Linked DNA regions of Homo sapiens: region 1 is linked to region 2. A link is a loop called in an ENCODE intact Hi-C map of the cell type or tissue named here. Cell type or tissue: endothelial cell of umbilical vein. All regions are shown on one strand. Each heading gives the region's core, and the rest is flanking DNA. Links, peaks and the distances in the headings are about the cores only.

What was found. Hi-C counts contacts between places; a loop is a spot of excess contacts. Peaks named below come from ENCODE experiments on the same cell type or tissue, not always from the same donor. Only the 100,000 strongest peaks of a DNase experiment are listed, where the experiment ranks them.
Region 1: it touches region 2 in a loop (8-fold over the local background); 1 of 110 quality-filtered maps calls a loop at or near these places.

Annotation. Positions count from the first base shown.
Region 1 is chr9:122,814,650-122,817,835 of GRCh38, reverse strand. No RefSeq gene overlaps it. Among named protein-coding and RNA genes, the nearest start is that of PDCL, 12 kb to the left of the region's middle. In endothelial cell of umbilical vein, for the core only: no CTCF peak of the experiment used is centred there; DNase peaks (open chromatin) are centred at 1,485 and 2,025; H3K4me3 peaks cover 397 bases; H3K27ac peaks cover 2,153 bases.
Region 2 is chr9:122,306,641-122,309,826 of GRCh38, reverse strand. All of the region lies in intron 5 of MRRF (mitochondrial ribosome recycling factor), which reads right to left. Among named protein-coding and RNA genes, the nearest start is that of MRRF, 43 kb to the right of the region's middle. In endothelial cell of umbilical vein, for the core only: no CTCF peak of the experiment used is centred there; DNase peaks (open chromatin) are centred at 1,726 and 2,686; H3K27ac peaks cover 1,746 bases.

The sequences.
Region 1 (3,186 bases), core at 494-2,993, 510 kb before region 2:
AAACCATCTTCTGTTCTCATTGAAAATGAGAATATATTATGCACTTACAGGGAACTTGACTTTGCTTTTCAAGAACAGAAGTTCTAAAATACAGTAGGGCTGGGTGTGGTGGTTCATGCCTGTAATTCCAGCACTTTGGGAGGCTGAGGCAGACATAGTGAGGCCTCATCTCTACAAAAAATAGAAAAAATTAGCTGGGCACGGTGTTGTACCTCTAGTCCCAGCTACTTGGGAGGCTTAGTCAGGAGGATCTCTTGAGCCTGGGAGGTCAAGGCTGCAGTGAACCATGATTGCACTCCAACCTGGGCGACAGAGACCCTGTCTCAAAAAAAAAAAAAAAAAAAAAAATTAAAAAAAAGAGTAGACATGTAATGGTAATGGAGAAATCCTAGACTTTTTTTTTTGGAGATGGTGTCTCACTCTGTTGCCCAGGCTGGAGTACAGTGGCACAATCTCAGGTTACTGCAACCTCCGCCTCCTGGATTCAAACGATTCTCCTGCCTCAGCCTCCTGAGTAGCTGGGATTACAGGTGCCTGCCACCATGCCTGGCTAATTTTTGTATTTTTAGTAGAGATGGGGTTTCACCATGTTAGCCAGGCTGGTCTCGAACTCCTGACCTCAGGTGATCACCTGCCTCGGCCTCCCAAAGTGCTGGGATTACAGGCATGAGCCATCGCATCGGGCCGAGAATGTTAGATCTCTTAACTTTGGTGTCGTGGAAGCAGCATGGGCTTTAGAGTCAGGCAGATCTGGGTTCAAATCCTGTCTGGCAGTCTAGTGGTGTAGCTTCTTTCTGGTAAGAAACCTACCTTTCCTGATGCTCAGTTTCCTCATCTGTAAAATGGGAACAAAAATAACCTGTTTTGTGGAGTTGTTCTGTGACGGTGGTTCTCATGTGTGGTAGCTGGGGCAGCACCAGCAGCAGTGGCGGCCTCAGCATCACCTGGGAACTTGTCAGAAATGCAAATTCTCGGGCTTCACCCTAGACCTCCTGAATCAGGAATTCTGGGAATGACTAGGCAAACTATTTTCATGAGCCCTGTAGGTGATTCTGAAGCTTGTTCAAGTTTGAGAGTCACTGACCTATGGATTAAGGTGAGTGAGTGCACCTGTGACAGAACAAGTGCTCACTGCTCTTGGTTTCCTTATTAAAAGAGGGAGGGAGTTGAAATGGGGTAGCTCTCAGATTGCCTCTCTCCTGTTTTATTTTGTGATTCTCCCTTTTAGCCATGGAATTGGGGGAAGGAAAGAGGAACCATTTGTCTATCACAAACTGTCCCAGAGTCTTCCAGATTTCACGTTTGGAATGAAAGTCTCAGGAAGGCACGGACTTTGTTTTCTTCCTCATGTATGGCATAGAGCAGCGGTCCCCAACCCCTGGGCCACAGATCAGTATCGTTCTGTGGCCTGTTAGGAACCAGGCTGCACAGCAGGAAGTGAGCGGCGGGCCAGCAAGCTAAGCTTCATCTGTTTTTACAGCCGCTTCCCATTGCTTCCGTTACTGCCTGAGCCCCACCTCCTGTTAGATCAGCGGTGGCATTAGATTCTCATAGGAGTGCGAACCCTATTGTGAACTGCCCACGCGAGGGATGTAGGTTGTCCGCTGCTTATGAGAATCCAGCACCTGCCGATCTGTCACTGTTCCCCGTCACCCTCAGATGGGACCGTCTAGTTGTAGGAAAACAAGCTCAGGGCTCCCACTGATTCTACATTTTGGTGAGTTGTATAATTGTTATGTATTGCAATGTAATAATAATAGAAATAAAGTGTACGATAAATGCAATGCGCTTGAATCATCCTGAAACTCCCCCCACCCAACCCCAGTCTGTGGAAAAATTGTTTTCCAGGAAACCGTTCCCTGGTGCCAAAAAGGTTGGGGACCACTGGCATAGAGTAAGGGCTTGGTCTCTAGGCACAGCCTGATACTACCTTTGGAAGCAAGATGCTGAATCCCTCCATGCCTCAGTTTCCTCATCTGTGAAATGCTGATAGTAACATGAGTCAATTAATATAAAGTACCTGGAACACACAGAAGTGTTTTTATTGGTCTAGTGCCCACACTGTGCTTGGCACTTGGCAAAAGATGAATAAACATTTAAGAATGAACACATTGACTCATTGAATGGCACATCTTTTCAAAGTAGGAAGTAGTAACTGTTCAAAGGTGTAGAAACCAAGACTTAGCAGAGTTAAGTGACATTTCAACTTATACAGCTAGTGGGCAGGGCAGGATTAAAATCAGGTTTGTGAAGTTCCAACATTTGTACTATTTTCCTGATGTCATATTCTTGATGGAGAAAGCAAACTGATCAAGTGACAATAAAATAGAAACATTGAAAGACAGTGGAGAGAATAGAGGAAGGAAATAAAGAAGATAATTTATTTTTACTCATTTATTTATTTCATTATTTTTATTTATTTTTTTGAGTCAGAGCCTAGCTCTGTCGCCCAGGCAGGAGTGCAGTGGCGTGATCTCAACTCACTGCAACCTCTGCCTCCCGGGTTCAAGCGATTCTCCTGCCTCAGCCTCCTGAGTAGCTGGGACTACGGGTACGTGCCACCATACCAGGCTAATTTTTTTATTTTTAGTAGAGACAGGTTTTTACCATGTTGGCCAGGATGGTCTCGAACTCCCGACCTCAGGTGATCTGGCTGCCTCGGCCTCCCAAAGTGTTGGGATTGCAGGTGTGAGCCACCGCGACCGGCCAAGAAGAGAATTCAAAGAGCGAAAAGGAGTTGAGCTGATGGAGCCTTGGGTCTCTCAATTCTGCCTGTGTTTCAGGCCAGAATCTCCTCCTGTCTCAGCTGTGGCAGTGACCCACAATGTGCCCCTGTTGAGGGGCATCTCCTTCCTACCATGACTCAAGAGAGTCCTCCCTCCCAAAATCCATCTCTTAGGCTCCTTCCTCCACACACTGCCACCCGTGTCCCACTACAAGTGACAGCAATAGGGAGAATAGTTAATGTGGACTCTGGCTCTTTCAGTAACTAGTTAAGTGCCCTCAGATACATCTCTTCCTCTCCTGGGCCTCATTTCCCCATTTGTAAAGTGAGGAGTTGAACTAGATGATCTTTTTTTTTTTTTCCTCCCCCTCGGGACAGGGTCTTGCTCTGTTACCCAGGCTGGAGTGTAGTGGCGCAATCACAGCTCATTGTAATCTTGAACCGTTGGGCTCAAGGGATCC
Region 2 (3,186 bases), core at 465-2,964:
AAATTTTCTCTTTTCAGGATTCATTCATTCAATCTATAGCTTCATTCAACAACTACTTACTAGGCACCTACATTATAGACATTATGACAGAAAAAAGGGAGATAGCATTAAATACACAGGAGTTTACCATTTGGCAAGGAAGGCAGTCATTACACAAACACATGCAAATTAATGAATAAATTACAGTGGTAATATGCACCATAAAGACATATAGAGGTTCTACAAAAATAATTAAGTGGGGAAAGGAGTCTGACCAACCTTTCTTTGTGGGACCCCAGGAACTAAATGTGGAGATACTGAGGCTAAGTGATATTTAAGTTGCCTAAGAGTTGGGGGGATAGTGGAAGATCATTCTCACCACAGGGAATAGCATATATAAGAATATAGCTCTTATAGGATGAAAAAAAGGTGATAGTATAGAAAGAAGAAGGCAAAGACTATCCCAAAAGAGAAGGGTGGAGAGGCTGGCAAGAGCAAGGCTTTGTAAGCCCTTCAATGTCTTAGTAGGTCTTAGTAGATCCACTGACAGCTCAATAAACAAAATATGGTATATGCATATAATATTATTGAGCCTTAAAAAGAAATGAGAATGTGATATGTGCTATCACATGGATGAACCTTAGCATAAAAAACAGTTAGCATAAAAAACATTATGCTAAGTGAAATATGCCAGACTCACAGAGACACATATTGTATGATTCCACTTACATGAAGTTCTTAAGAGCTGCCAAATTCATAGAGACGGAAAGTAGAATAGTAGTTACCAGGGGCTGGGGGAAGAGGTAAGTGGGGAGTTGTTTAATAGGTACAGAGCTTTGCAGGATGAAGAGCATTCTAGAGATTGCTTATACAGCAATGTGAATATACTTAATGTCACTGAACTGTACACTTAAAAAATGACTAAAATACAAGCCTGGACAAGTCAGTGAGACCCCATCCCTACAACACACAATAAAATTAGCCAGGTGTCATGGTATGCGCCTGTAGTCTCGGCTACTTGGGAGGCTGAGGCGAAAGGATCACTTGAGCCCAGGAGTCTGAGGCTGCAATGAGCCATGATTATGCCACTGTACTTTAGCCTGGATGAGACAGCATGACCCCATCTTTTTTTTTTTTTTTTTTTTTTTGGAGATGGAGTCTTGCTCTGTCACCCAGGCTGGAGTGCAGTGGTGTGATCTCGGCTCACTGCCACCTCCGCCTCCTGGGTTCAAGCGATTCTCCTGCCTCAGCCTCCTGAGTAGCTGGGATTACAGTCACAAGCCACCATGCCTGGATAATTTTTGTATTTTTAGTAGAGACGGGGTTTCGCCATGTTGGCCAGGCTGGTCACGAACTCCTGATCTTAAGTGATCTGCCTGCCTCGGCCTCCCAGAGTGCTGGGATTACAGGCGTCAGCCACCGCATCCGGCCTGACCCCATCTTAAAAAAAAAAAAAAAAAAAGACTAAAACAGTACATTTTAAAAATGCATATTTTACATTAAAATAAGAAGAAACTTGATCAGATTTGTAGTTTGTGTAGACAGCAATATACAAACCAGATCTAAATACATGGCAAGAGTCTGACCAGGAGCCTTTAGGCAGGTAGACAGGGAGCTCAGGACCCACCCTGTTGCAGTTTCTTGGCTGGGTGAGGAAGCCTTTTCCGCTAGGGTCAGAGAGCCTCTAGCACAAGGCAGGGGTTTTGGCTGAGCTGGCAGGGTCATACTTTGTTTGTACAAGCTCCACCAGGCAGATCTTCCAGTAACATCCTGGATGGGGGCCTTCCTGAAAAATTCCTTGAGCATGTTCCTATGAACAATAAGCAGAGGGCATGCCCCACTGCTAACTCACACAACAGAGAATCCCACTGACTGAAATGATACTTCCTATTGTTTCAATGAGAATGCAACACATGTACAAAGCTATACACCAGGTGCATATCAGAGGAAGCCAGGCTCAGCTCAGGTAATGACAGCAAAAAAGTTGTTAATGCAACAGACACTCAACTTCAGAAGGCTCTTTGGACACTTGAAGGGGGCTTTAAAATGTAGAAAGGACACGGTTTAGGGCCAAAAAGACCTAAGCTGAAATCCCAGCTCTGCCACTTGTTAGCTTCAGAATTTTGAGTATGCTATTCAGCCTCTCCAAACTCAGTTTTCTCCTACATAAAATGGGAGTAAGAATATTACAAAGAGGGTGGAAGGGAGGATTAAATGAAATAATGGGGGATAAGTACTTGGCGTGCTGTCAATATGTATGCATTGTAAGAGCTCAACAAAGGATAGCTGAGTAAATTATTCTTACTACAGAATCTCCAGGACTTCTCTCCTGGGGAGAATAGGATGCGAGTGGTGAGAGAGAAAATGGTCACAAAGGATTTAGCCACTTGGTGCTTAGGCAACTGAGCAGATAGTGAGCAGAGAGAAACAGAATGGGAACAGAGGAGAGCAGAAGGCAATGGGGAAAGCAGGGGACAGGAATTCTGCTCCAGCAGCTGTGGGGAGCAGGCTAAGGGAGAAGGAAGCTGCACTTTCAAGGAATGGCCTATCAAGATACATTCCTGACATTGCCACTGACAGAAACCTTGCCACCTCCTCCCTGGGCTTCCGGGACTCCCCCCTACAGGAGCATGGGCCTGAAATCAGCAGCACCACGTTCCTGCTTCACTGTTTGCCAGTGGGAGCTGCCCCATGCCTTGGGGCTGCCGGTCCTGACGGAAATGTTTTTGTTTGTGTAGCCCAGCCAGATTTCCTATGCTTCTAGGGACACCACCCTCGCCTCATCCCACTAGCCTGTTTTACGTACATTAATGTCTCATAAAGACATTAGATCTTCTGTAGGTGTCCCTTTAGCCCAAGGAAATCATACATTTTGGAAGGACTTCTAATACCAGTAGTAATTTTGGTTCTCTCTGGGGACACAACTGGGCACCTGCTTTCAAAGGACCATTCTGTGACTGATGCCTGGTTAAACCAGACATACCATTCTGAAATACAGCCCAGCCTGACCAAATGAGAAAGGAGGTTAAGGTCGGGGTCACAGCTCCACATTCCCAGCTGAGTGGTCTTAAGTCACTTGTCTTCTCTTTCCCTGTCGCCACAGAAGGATGGAAACCCAAGTTTTGGGGTGAGTAGACATAACTCTTGCCTCAGCTCCATCATACATGCGAAAAAGCACAAGTTTGGTGGTCAAAGCAAACCTGATTT